Linked DNA regions of Homo sapiens: region 2 is linked to region 1. A link is a loop called in an ENCODE intact Hi-C map of the cell type or tissue named here. Cell type or tissue: B cell. All regions are shown on one strand. Links, peaks and the distances in the headings refer to the core of each region. The heading gives the core; the rest is flanking DNA.

What was found. Hi-C counts contacts between places; a loop is a spot of excess contacts. Peaks named below come from ENCODE experiments on the same cell type or tissue, not always from the same donor. Only the 100,000 strongest peaks of a DNase experiment are listed, where the experiment ranks them.
Region 2: a loop joins it to region 1, with 8 times the contacts of the local background. A loop is called at or near these places in 4 of 110 quality-filtered maps.

What each region holds. Positions count from the first base shown.
Region 1 is chr1:56,524,823-56,529,822 of GRCh38, reverse strand. The region is part of intron 2 of PLPP3 (phospholipid phosphatase 3); the gene reads left to right. Among named protein-coding and RNA genes, the nearest start is that of PLPP3, 52 kb to the left of the region's middle. RefSeq lists an enhancer at 3,813-4,092. In B cell, for the core only: no CTCF peak of the experiment used is centred there; DNase peaks (open chromatin) are centred at 2,862 and 4,022; H3K4me3 peaks cover 359 bases; H3K27ac peaks cover 1,098 bases.
Region 2 is chr1:56,467,678-56,475,319 of GRCh38, reverse strand. All of the region lies in intron 1 of LOC124904185 (a long non-coding RNA gene), which reads left to right. Among named protein-coding and RNA genes, the nearest start is that of LINC01767, 57 kb to the right of the region's middle. In B cell, for the core only: no CTCF peak of the experiment used is centred there; a DNase peak (open chromatin) is centred at 2,249.

The DNA of each region.
Region 1 (5,000 bases), core at 1-5,000:
GTGTCTTTGGACAGATCTATGTCTTCATTACCTTTCCCAGACAGTGAGGCACTGATCTTCTGAAAAAGGCTGAAGATGATAACCAAGTGACAGAAGAATCAGAGAATAAATTTCCAATCAACTATTTCTAGTTACTAAAGACGCTGCACTTTATTGCAGTAGATGGAGCAGTCAGTGCCAGAGAAAATACAGCCATACATCTGTCTCCATCCTTAGAAACAGGACCCAGTACATTATATTTTTCCTTTCCTTTGGGACTGAGAACTAAAGTGAGAAATGTGATTCTCCCTTCACGATTCTCCATCATCAACAGTTTGTTGAATTAATCTTTTCTGGGCAAAAGAAGTTCATCAATTCATGTAACCGAGATGTAAAAGAACAACTTGACCCTCTGTGGCTAGCAGGAACTTAGAGGTGCAGGTGCCTTTCAAGATGGCAGGCCCTTACTGGGTGTTCTGTGAACATATGTCTCTCTGGAGACATACATACTACTGCCTAGTAGGACTTCTAAGAGAAAGCCAGCTCGATGCCATTGGGAACAGCACAGGAATTAGAAGGAGGAAGCCCCAGCTTCAGTGATGGTCTTCTTGCTGTCTCATTTTTATCAGAGTGATTCACTGCCCTCTCTGGCCTTCATCATACTCATTTATATAAGTGTTGGTAATAATTTAGTAATTCATATGGTGTTGTGAGAAGCAAACAGTATAGTGGATGTGAAAGTGCTTTGAAAGCTGTAAAGTACTAAGCCAATATTATTAAAGCAGATCAGAGTATAGGAAAGTTTGTCCTTCAGACTCAGCGGTGGAAGATGAGTTCTCAGTCTCTGAAAGAGATTGTTAGGCTGCTGTGCAAAAATATTACTTTTCTTGGGATAATTTACAAATAGAGTGGAATGTTAAAAATAACACAAAACAGTAGAGTAGGGTTGTCCCTTCTGCTTTGGGTTTAGACTTTGCTTCTGTCTTGATCTGCTGAAAAATACATACTAGATAAAATGATCAAAAGCAATGTCATCCATACATACATTTTCTGGTCCTACCCTGGAGGGGTGGTATTTCCAAACTCTTCATTTAGGTATGGTATCGTCCAAGGAGCTCTTGGAAGAGATACTCTCTACAAAACATGTTTTTTATTTGTTTGTTTGCTTTCCTCTTCAATGGAGGGAAGAAAAAAGTTAACTTTTGGAGGGCTCTCCTGCTAGGTGCCAGGCGATTGACATATCACCTTATCTAATTCCCTGGCAATCCTGCCACATAGATATTATTAACCTTATTTTATAGATGAGGACATCTAAGCCCAGAGAGGTAAAGTCACATGCCTAAGGTAATAGACAAGATTCAGACAGGTTTTTCTGGCTACAACGTTGTTGCTTCTTTCACCACCTCTTGCTCTATCTTTTCCCAAAAATCTATCCTAATTTTTCTTCATATTTCCTCTCCATAACAGTTAAATATTTGTAAATATGTGGGCAGTTGAGCTCTTTTTCACCAGAAAAGACAGGAAGAGGAGCTGTCTTGCAGTTGGAGCCAACCTCTCTCCAAACTGCAGCCCTTCTCAGGCAAGGACTGATCCCTTTCTGTCCCCTTGTAGCTTAATTGCAATGCTTTCCCATTTTATTAGTTTCCAGATTCTGTGCCAAGTGCTTTAAAAGGCAGGTAGGGGAGAATTCTCTGCTTGCCTGGCAGCCTGCCATCACCCCCAGAATCTGTTGCTTGCTGTTTCAGAAAGGGATCAACATTGAAGGCATTTTTCTCAGCAGTGAAATTTACATATCAGAACCTTGCTGACTGAGGCAGAAATGAGGGCTCTAGGGGCAGGAGTCTGGGAGTGGGGACAGAGTCTTTGTAGGAGGAGGGGGAGGGAAGAGCTTATTTTCTTACCCAGGAATAAAAACATTGTGAGTAATGAATAAAGTCCGAAAGCAGTAAATCTGGGACTCGAGAGTTAGGTGTGTAACGTGTCGGAGAACAATTTAAGCCTTCGCCTCGTCTGTAGAGGTGAGGTATTCAGGCTGCCTTTCACAACCCAAATTTCATTAAATAGACTTTTAAGGGTTAGGATTACAAGAAGCCAAGTCCGCCTGGTTCATAATGATGATTTATGGCTGTGTTGTCGACTCCCTGACCCTTCTGTACAAGGGGATAGAGAAAATACATAATTTGTTGCTCATTCACTCTAAAATCTGTCAAGGCTGCCCCAGAAGCCATGTGGTCCTGGAGTCATGTGTCTGCTAAATGGCTTCAGCCTGGCCCTCTCCTTAAAAATCTGCAATTGCTCTTCTGCAGTGGAAATTGGTTTTAATAACAATAGAAATGATAAAATTATCTCAGTGTAGTCTGCTGTGGGTCTTTGAGCTTAAGAGTCAGAATACCTGGGCTCTACTCTTAACTCTGTCACTTACTGGCCTCAAATCCTTCAGAAAAGTCACTGTCTCCCAGAGCCTTAGTATCTCCATCTGTAGAATGGAATATCTTCTTCACAGAGAAGATTCAATGAAACTACAGTACAAAATAAATGTAAGAGATGGCTGCTGTTAACATTATTATTAGGAATTTGAGGTACTGCAAAATGTTCTTTTCATCTCCTTGTTTTCCCTTGAGTGAAGGAAACATTTTACTTTGCAATTTACTATCTTAAGACTGTGACACTAAAAATGGAAGTTTTAGAGATGGGACATTAGAGCTGAAAAGAATCCCTGAATTGTAATCAAACCCCGTCTCCCTAAAGTAACTGGAGCAGAAAGGTGACTCATCTGAGATTAATCAGTAAATTCATAAAAGAGATGCTAATTTGCATTGGAAACTCACATGTTCTTTCTCAGCATCAAACAGGAAATCGTGTTGACTGATCCTCAGGCCACACCTGCTTAGAAACAGTTCCTTAATCTGTAGCAGTGTCTGGTTCAGGGAACCAGAGAGCAATCTGAGGTCAGGGATTTTATCTGGGGCCTTGGTTCTGCTCCCTGCTTCTGGTGTCATCTCTGAGCAAGTAACTTTCCTCTGCCATTGCTTATTACCTGTGCTTGGTTGGCAGGCTAGTGGTGGATGGTGGACGTAGCCCAGGAAAGTTGAGAATAAATGTCATTGCAGTTATGAAGTCATAAATCAGAGTCTAGCACCCTCGTTTTGCAAATGCAGAAACCAATTTATCCCAAATTCACTAAACAAGTAGGGACTTGAACCTCGGCTACTTGACTCCTAGTTCAGTGCTCTTCCTCCTGCATAAAAAATCTCATATGACTTATAAATAAGGAAGAATAAAAAAGATTAAGAGAACATGATTGTGGTAATAAACATCTGGAACTTGTTTGCCTGTGAGGTTACATAGGGTAAATGTATAAACAGGTTCAAAAGGGGAATTAGATCATGAATGGTAGGAAAGAATGCTGGGCAGGGAGTCAGTGCACCTGGGTTTAATCTTTAGATGGGAGCTAATTTGGACCTAAGTTTCTTCTAAATATAATGGTCCCTTTCATTAATGACTTGCCATGCTTCCTGGAGTTTAATCTCTGCAACGTGTTATCAAAGCATTCTTGGTAATGTTGAGGGGATACTTCCAATTTTGTAATAAGGCAACTCTGAGGACTACCGTCCTGCTCCCTTTCCTTCATTTGTTCCTTCAACTGATAGTCTTTGAGCATCTATGCAGGGTCCCATACTAGTTTTGCTCTCTCAGGAAACGGCTATGCCAAGATGCTGGCTAGAGTGGCCTTTGCCTATGTTCCTCTAATACAGAATTGTACTCAATATGTTCTGGGAAAACAAAATGTAGCTCTTATATATAAAGCATTTATGAACACAGAGTCACTGTGTCAATGTTGGCAGTGATAATAGCTGTTCTCACTGCTGCACCTGTTTGTCCCTGGGCCCAGCTGGTGTTTCCTTCCTACGTGGTCGTCCTCCCCCAGACTTTGGAGCCCTTGAGGACCTTGATCAGACCTCATGCCTTGATGCTTTCCTCCACTGTAAAAGAATATTGGGAGCCTTTGCAAAGGAGTGTCCGGATATGCCAGACTATTGCTTCCCTTGTGGCTGTGCACATGCTCTCTTCCCTCTGAAAGGGCAAGTGTAACTCATCATCCTGCCCTGGGAGGAAGTGTGAAGGGACTTTTGTGGTGAGTGATGAGTTGACCATCACTGTCTCTGGGCTGTGGTTACAAGCAGGAAGTGGCCATGGCTGGGCTGTGGAGTTAAGACAAAGGCAGCAGGGTGTGTGGTTGTGCACATCATAGGCATTTACCTTACAGAACATCAGCTGTCCCCCATCCTTAATGTAAATGATGTCACTATATCTATCTTGAGCATCAGGATTTCGTGACATAAAGAATATAAAAGCAATGTCTGGTATATAATAGGTAATCAGTAATTGGTGGATTATTTTCAGTAGTGATAAATCTCCTCTAAGCATCATATCATAGATACAGTATGAAAATCAAGAAAGATTTGAGAAGGATCGTCAGGCTCAGAGAAGACAGCACAGGCTGACTGGAGGAAATTCACAAACACTGAAGGGCATCGTACTACAAGTTTCTTAGTTGTTAGACTGGTATTCTATTCATCACACTCTGCTTCTAAAAAGTAAAAGCATCACTTTCTGTGATCCAGGTCATTTCCCATTCATGTTATCCTATTTGAACCAACAACTGCAAAGGTGAGCAGCCTCCTTTTATGGAGCAGAAGGCCAAAGCTTGGAGGATGTAGATTATTGCTGAAGGATACCAGATTGGTGGCAGAGTCTGAATTCCCCAGGACTTAACCATGGTGTGTCCAGCTCTTCTTACAGAAACTCTCACCATGGCCAATGTCAGCACAAGGCTGAGGCCCTTACTAGAGTCAGGTCATTGTTGGTGATCCTTTACCCCAAATCTCAGAATCTCGAGATTTGCTCAGACCCTGTGACATCATAGCTACCCTTTACCTTGTCGTTGATTCTTCATTTAGTATTTCTTTTCTATAGTTAAGTTCTTGTCTCTCCCTTAAAAAAAAAGATACACACACACA
Region 2 (7,642 bases), core at 1-5,000, 55 kb after region 1:
AGGGATCAGAACCCCCGTCTCCCTGCTGCCAATGTAGTGATTTTCTATACTCTTTGCTTTCCCTTGTTCAGCATGGCGTAAGGGAATCTGGATCACATTATCCCCCAGAGACCAAAATGTGAGTCGCTTTTGGCTCTTGGGGTCTTTTAGAGAAGCCACTTGGTGTAGCAGCTTTTTAGGTTTGCAGGATAAGAACTGAAGGGGCAAAGCTGGGTCAGGACAGCCTGCATTGGAGGCATGGGACCTGCTTGAACTTAGTTAGCATGTCTTTTTTGTTGTTGTGGTTGTGTTTTTTTTTTTTTTTTTTTTTTTTAGACGTAGTCTTGCATTGTCACCCAGGCTGGAGTGCAATGGCCCGATCTTGGCACACTGCAACCTCGGCCTTCCGGGTTCAAACAATTCTCCTGCCTCAGCCTCCCGAGTAGCTGGGATTACAGGTGCCCGCTACCATGCCCAGCTAATTTTTGTATTTTTAGTAGAGACAGGGTTTCACCATGTTGGCCAGGCTGGTCTCGAACTCCTGACCTTATGATCCACCCTCCTCGGCCTCCCAAAGTGCTGGGATTACAGGTGTGAGCCACCGCTCCCGGCCCAGCATGTCTTAATTCTGGGTGAAGAGTGAGGAGCAGACAGAAATAAGAATTGAGGTAGAAAAATGAGTCTCCCTAAATATTTCTGAATGCCCTCACTGGCCTGGCGAATAGGATGCATGAGAGTGCTCAGAATTAATTAAGTTCGTCTGACTTGTCTTCACCACTAGTTAAGGTGTCTCTGAGGACTTGACTTCCAGAAGGAATATTTGGAAGGAAGATTTCCACTATGGAAGAAAGCTCTAGACTAGATTTCAGGAGGTTTAGGGGACTCAAGCCAGCTGTGCCGCTTACTGGCCGTTTGACTCTGGAAAAGTCAGTTCACCTCTCTACGCTTCACTCATCATTCATTCATTTACTCTGTCATTCAATAAACATTTCTTGAACCCCTCCTGTGGGCCTGGCATGGTACTGATGCCTGAGAACTTCTAACCAGACAGCCCCTGCCGTGGAAGAACTCACCGCCTTGAGAGGGAAACAGACAAGTCCAGAGATTGTGAGTGGACTCCAAACTATTTTGGGCTGTGAACAAAAACCCCCAGAGGAACTTGTCAACAGGACCACAGTTAACTCTGTTGGAGCCTTTGTGAAAATTTGAAAAAGGCACCCCTTTTTGTGGGTGACTATAGCTCCATGGCAGGATGCCCAGCTTGGCAAGCAGAGCACAAGTGGAGATTTTTCACCCTTAGTTGTCCCCTAGGCTGGTTGCTCTTGCCTGGTGAGGCATCTGTAGCCCAGAATGTCAAGATTGAGACATAAAGGTCCAATAGAGGCTAAGTTGGAGGAGCCCACTTCAGGCTGAGGAAAAAAACTCATGCAGAAACTTCAGGCTTGGGGAGGAGTTTCTCACACTTGGGCACCTGGATGCGGTTCAGTGTGATCACAGTCAGTGGCATATGGGAAAAGTGAAGAGAGATGAGATTAGGAAGATTGGCAAGGGCTGTTTATTACTCATTCGTTAAATAAATAGATATTGAACATCATTCCAAGTTGAGTGTTGTAAACACTAGGGAAATAGCAGTGAACAAAATAGACAAAATCTTGTGCCCTTGAAAGTCTCACATTCTGGTGAGATCCTGATGGGCCTCCACCTATAGAAGGGCATATTAATTTCTGCCCAGTGTTCCTTGTAACATTGTGTGAGTCCCCAAATGAGATAATGCGTGTAAAAGCCCTCTGAGAACTGGGAACATCTGGATTATTCTTATGAATAATCACTTTTAACTTTAATCTGTGTGACCAACACTAATGCCTAAGAATTTGGAAGCCTGTTCTTGACACCAGGCACCTACCTGACCCTTCCTTCTGGGAAGAAGACACTTTTGGTCGTGATGCTGCAGGAACTGTCTGGGTCAGCTGAGATGGCTGGCTGGCCCCTGACTTCCCTGGCCTGTTTAGGAATCTACCAGCACATCCTCAGGGTATGGTACCTGTAGTGGTTAAAGGCTCTTTCTCTTCTGAGTGAAATACAGATGGAGACAAGACAGTCACTGAAAAATTATGAGCAAAAGAGAAGCTCTCTCTATGGGGTAAAAGTGGGTTGAGGGACTTCAAGAAGCCTTGTCGGGTTGTTTCCAGGTTAGGCACTGGGTCTGGCTTGATCGGTAGGTCTGATTCAGGTGAAAGGCTGGTTTCTAGGCATGGGGAACTTGGCCTCCCCCTTACTGTGAAACTTTGGGCAAACCACTTCCCCTTTCTGGACTCTAGCTCCTTCCTCTGTTAACCAGGAGGTTGCACATATTTGAACTTTAACAACAGAGCCTTTTGAACTCTCCTATAAAACCCTAGTTTATAAACTAGATTAAAGCAGTGGTGCTGTGGTTGAAGCGAGGATGGGGACCCAAGGTTCTCCTTCTTCTGCCTCCACCTTGTCCTGCCTCCTGCTCTCAGGACTTCTGTCTCCACCAGATATTGCCCTGGAGTCACTGAGAAATTTCTTATAAAACAAATGGATTAGATCGTTTTTTTTCTCTCTCTAATTGAGTTCCTTGGGCCTCCAGGCTCAGGGTAGGGGTGAGGGCAATTTAAAAGTTCTGCGGTAATTTGTATAAATTTGTGTTTACATTGAAATGATTATCCAAACCTCTTCTCATTCAATATAAAACAATCGGAATTATTTAAGGACCCTTCCCCTCGATTTCCATTTATAGACATGAGGTTTCAGCAGTCCTGTTTGAATTTGTGTTTATGGCTCTAGCAGCACCACGAAAACATCTGGAGTATTAGCATTTAACTTTCCATGTGGTGTGTTTCCCAAATTGGGAAATTAGAGAGTTTTTTTTTTCTTTAAAAGGAATGAATTTGTTAGGAGACAATGGCATAAACAAGATAGGAATTTATTTCTCTCTCAAATAAAAAGTCGAGGTAGGTGATCCAGAGCTAGAACGATGGCTCCACAATCATCAAGACCCCTGCTCTTTCCCTCATGTTGCTCTGTAGTGCTCAACACTTGACTTCCACCTTGTGATCCAAGACTGCAGCTCCAGCTCCTGCCATCAAGTCTGCATTCCATCCAGCAGGAAGGAGGAAAGGGGGAGAGCCTACTGTTTTCTTTCAGGGACAGAAGTTGCCCAAATCACTTCTTTTCACATCCTATAATTTGGTCATATGGCTACACCTAGCTGCAAGAAATCTCTTTAGCTGCAAAGTCTTGCGACCAACTAAAAATTCTATCACTATGTAAAAGAAGAGAACAGATAAAGGGGGCAAATAAAAATCTCTCCTCCAAGGTCTGTCTACTTCTCAAGCTTGAGAAACACTTATTCCTATAGTCCTTTCCAGGTATGAGATTCTGTGATGTGAGTAGAATCAAGGGCTTAAAGCTGAAGGGGATCTCAAGAGGTTAGCGAATGCAGTCTCCTTCATCAAATGGTGACAATATTACACACCCATTTTGCAGATAACTGGGGGTCCAGAGAGGTGCAGTGACTTGCCTAGGGTTAACTCAGTCAATAAATAGCAAAGGGAGAGGTGAATCTTGCATAGCTAATCACAGGAGTGGTGGAATTCTCTGGGCACCTGGAAGGGCTCTTATTTCTGTTTCTTTTATTCCCATTCTTATGAGGTCCTGGCTACTGCTTTTTGGACTATACTTTACAATTATACCATCATTTGGGGGATACACTGGACTCTGCCCTGGTGATTAGGATATTCTGAAAGGAGCACAAGCTTTGAAATCAGACATAGCTGGCTTTGAATCCTGGTTCTGCTTCTTATTATCTGTGTGGCCTGTGCGAGGCATTTCATCTGTTGGCTTTAGTTTTCTCACGTTTAAAAGGAAGGTAATATCCATCTTGCAAGTTTCTTCCATTTCTTTTTCTACCTTCTCTTCGCTTCCCTTCTTCCCTTCCTTCACTCCTCTTGTCCCTCCTTCTTCCCTCCTCTCCATCCTCCCTGTCCCTACCCCACACCTCTCTTCCCCTTCTTTCCTCTCTCCTTCTTTTCTTTCATTCATGGAATAATATCAGTGAAGGGGCCTGGTATGGAACTGAGTACATAGAAGTGTAAACCAAAGTTACTTTCCTTCCTTCCTTTCTTCCTCTTCCTTTTCTTCCATCTCTTCCTTCTCTTTCTTTCTTTCTTTCTTTCTTTCTTTCTTTCTTTCTTTCTTTCTTTCTTTCTTTCTTTCTTTCTCTTTCTCTCTTTCCAGTATTGTATGGTTTTGTATTTTTTTTTCCTACCAAGCTTAACCATAGAACCTAGAAGACTGAATACATTTAGTAGTTGGTATGCCTTAGATTTCCTTCAGAATATTTGGTGCCTGTAAATAATTTGCCCTGAGTGGTGAACTTTTACTTCCTTTTAACACTTGTGTGTACTTTTTAATCAGACAAGAGCTACAGTACTTTGTGTGTTTCCCTCTCTGATTGTCTCATCAGTAGACTCTGACGTGGCTATTTTCCCCTTTCTCTACTTGACATCTGAACTCTTTAAAATAGTTATATAAATTGCATGCCTACTGTAGGTTCTTCCCCCTTGTCTTCAGCTACAATTTTTCTGTGAGCTTGTGGAGGACAGGGAGTGTAAATCTATCTATCCGTGTAGCTTAGCTCAGGATCTGGCTGAAAAGAGGTGCTTGGTAATCTGTGCTGACTACGTATGTACACGTGTTACTGCAGATAAATTGGTGAGGGGAGGACATATCTGGAGAAGTTATCCATTCCCACCTTCACATTTTATAGATGAGGAAACTGAAGCCACCTGGAGATTAACTTCCTTTGAGCAAGGATCCTCTGTTAAACTTCTTTGTATTCATTACAGTACTTGTTAAGAACAGAGGAAGAAAGAAAGCATGGAAGCAAGGGAAAAGAAAAGAAGGAATAGAAAGAGAGAGGAAGGAAGAAAGGAAAAAGGTGGGAAACTAACAATTATTAAGCACTAAAAGTAACAGTTTTAATTAAATGCTTTTTCATTTCCTCTTGATAACACACGTGTGAAATAAATGTTATTATCGCATCTTTTGAAGGATGAAAATTGAGGTTCAGGAGGTGAAGTCACTTGTCCAAGTTCACACAGTGCATAGGAAGCAGAATGAGAAACTGGAACAAGTTCTGGGAAGTGGAAGCAAGCTCTTCTTGAATCATGAGTCAGTCACTGGCACGGTCAAGTGTGATGATTAATGAACTGAATAGAAAGCTAAATAATCCTTTTTTAAAAAAAAAGTTTTATTTTATAGATTCAGGGGTACATGTGCAGGTTTGTTATATGGATATATTGTGTAGTGGTAGGGTTTGGACTTTTAGGGTGCCTGTCACCCAAACAGTGAACATTGTACCCAACAGGTAATTTTTCAACCCTCTCTTCCTCTGACGCTTCCCCCTTTTGGAGCCCTTAGTTCTGTTATTACTCTCTAGATGTTCATGTGTACTGATTCTTTAGCTCCCACTTGTAAGTGAGAACATGCAGTATTTGGTTTTCTGTTTCTGAGTTATTTCTTTTAAGATAATTGCCTCTAGCTCCATCCATGTTGCTGCAAAAGACATGATTTCATTCTTTTTAATTGGTGGTGTAGTATTCCATGGCGTATATGTACCATATACATCTATTTTTGAGACAGAGCCTTGCTCTGTCACCCAGGGTAGAGTGCAGTGGTGTGAACTCAGCTAGCTCACTGCAGCCCTCCACCACCTGAGTTCAAGTGATTCTCCTGCCTCAGCCTCCCGACTAGCTGGGATTACAGGTGTGCACTACCAGGCCTGGTTAATTTTTGTATTTTTAGTAGAGATGGGATTTCACCATGTTGGCCAGGCTGGTCTCAAACTCCTGGCCTCAAGTGATCCACCCACATCAACCTCTCAAAGTGCTGGGATTATAGGTGTGAGCCACCGCACCCAGCCATATTTTCTTTATCAGTTCAGCTGCTGATGGACACTTAGGTTGATTCCATGACTTTGCTGTTGAGAATAGTGCTGCAATAGACATACAAATACAGGTACAAGTACTGGGTAGATACCCAGTAGTGGGGTTGTTGGGTCAAATGATAATTTTATTTTTAGTTCTTTGAGAAATCTCCATACTGTTTTTCCTAGATGTTGTACTAGTTTACTAATTTCTTCCCCACCAACAGTGTATAAACATTCCCTTTTTTCCACATCCACACCAACATCTGTTGTTTTTTGACTTTTTAATCATAGCCATTCTGACTGGTGTAAGGAATACATTTTCACAACAATAATCGCCAAGTTATATGACCTCAAGAAAGGTAGTCGCTGTCTCTGAGCCTCAGTTTCCTCTTCTGTAGTGAAAAATGGACTCTGAGTGCCGAGGTCTCTCTCAGCTCTCGGGTGCTGGGATTCAGTCTAACTCTCCCTGAATTCCTCAGCCATCATGTGAGCCATTTAAAAATGATAGATTCTTCCAGGAGGAGCGATGTCTCTTTAACTAGAATCGTCAAGGTCAGGCCAAGCAAACTTATTTGGGGTTTTTGATGGGATCGCTCTTAATTGATTGGGGTGAAGAGTTCAGAGCTAAGTTGGAGGATTGGCTTTTCAGCTCGGTGCTGGCAGAGACTGGGGCTTGACATGATTTGAGGTTGTCTAATGACAGCAATGCTCTTAAACAGCTGACGGGAGAGGCTTTCGTCCAGAACTCAGCAACGCTTTCCACTCCTTGGAGAATAAGAAGGGAGCTGCTGAACAATGAATAAATATGCTGTCTTGGTCACCAGTGAAGCCATGTCAAATTTCTGGGGCTTTCCTATCTTTTACTCAACTTACTGCCTGAAGGATTTTCGGTGTTCCTTGTGTGGATACGTGTGCATTGTTCCTTTGTTTGCTTTTCTTTCTTTCTTTTTTTTTTTTTTTGAGATGGAGTCTCTCTCTGTCGCCCAGGCTGGAGTGCAGTGGCGCGATCTCAGCTCACTGCAAGCTCCACCCCCTGGGTTCATGCCATTCTCCTGCCTCACCCTCCTGAGTAGCTGGGACAACAGGCGCCCGCCACCACGCCCGGCTAATTTTTTGTATTTTTAGTAGAGACGGGGTTTCACCATGTTAGCCAAGGTGGCCTCGATCTCCTGACCTCGTGATCTGCCTGCCTCAGCCTCCGATCTTTTTTTTTTAAAGATTTTTAAAAAAAATTCTAGGTCTGAAAACATTTCGGATCATATGAAATTTGATTTACTTTGCTCTCCAGAGTCTATGAGTGGTTTTTATCTCTTCTGATATTTGTATTTTCTTTCTCCTTATTACTCATTTAACTAAAATTTATTAATAATAGTAAGAGTTAAAATTGGGAGAACTTAACCTATCAATGGATACCAGGCACCATTGTTTCAGATATGAGGAGGTACTATATTGTTTCAATCAATAAACATTCATTGAACACCCAACAATTTCTAGACATTATTCTAGACAAGAGGCGTTCAGCAATGACGAAGGCAAAGTCTCTTTCTTCATGGGGTTTAGACTGTGGTGGGGAACACAGACAATAAGCAAGTAAACAAATATTTGGTATATTTTCAGGTTACCTAAATACATCTTCAGTGCAAAACAACCTTAACACGGCAGGTATTATAAATTCATTTTTACATATGCAGAAATACCAATGTGCAGATA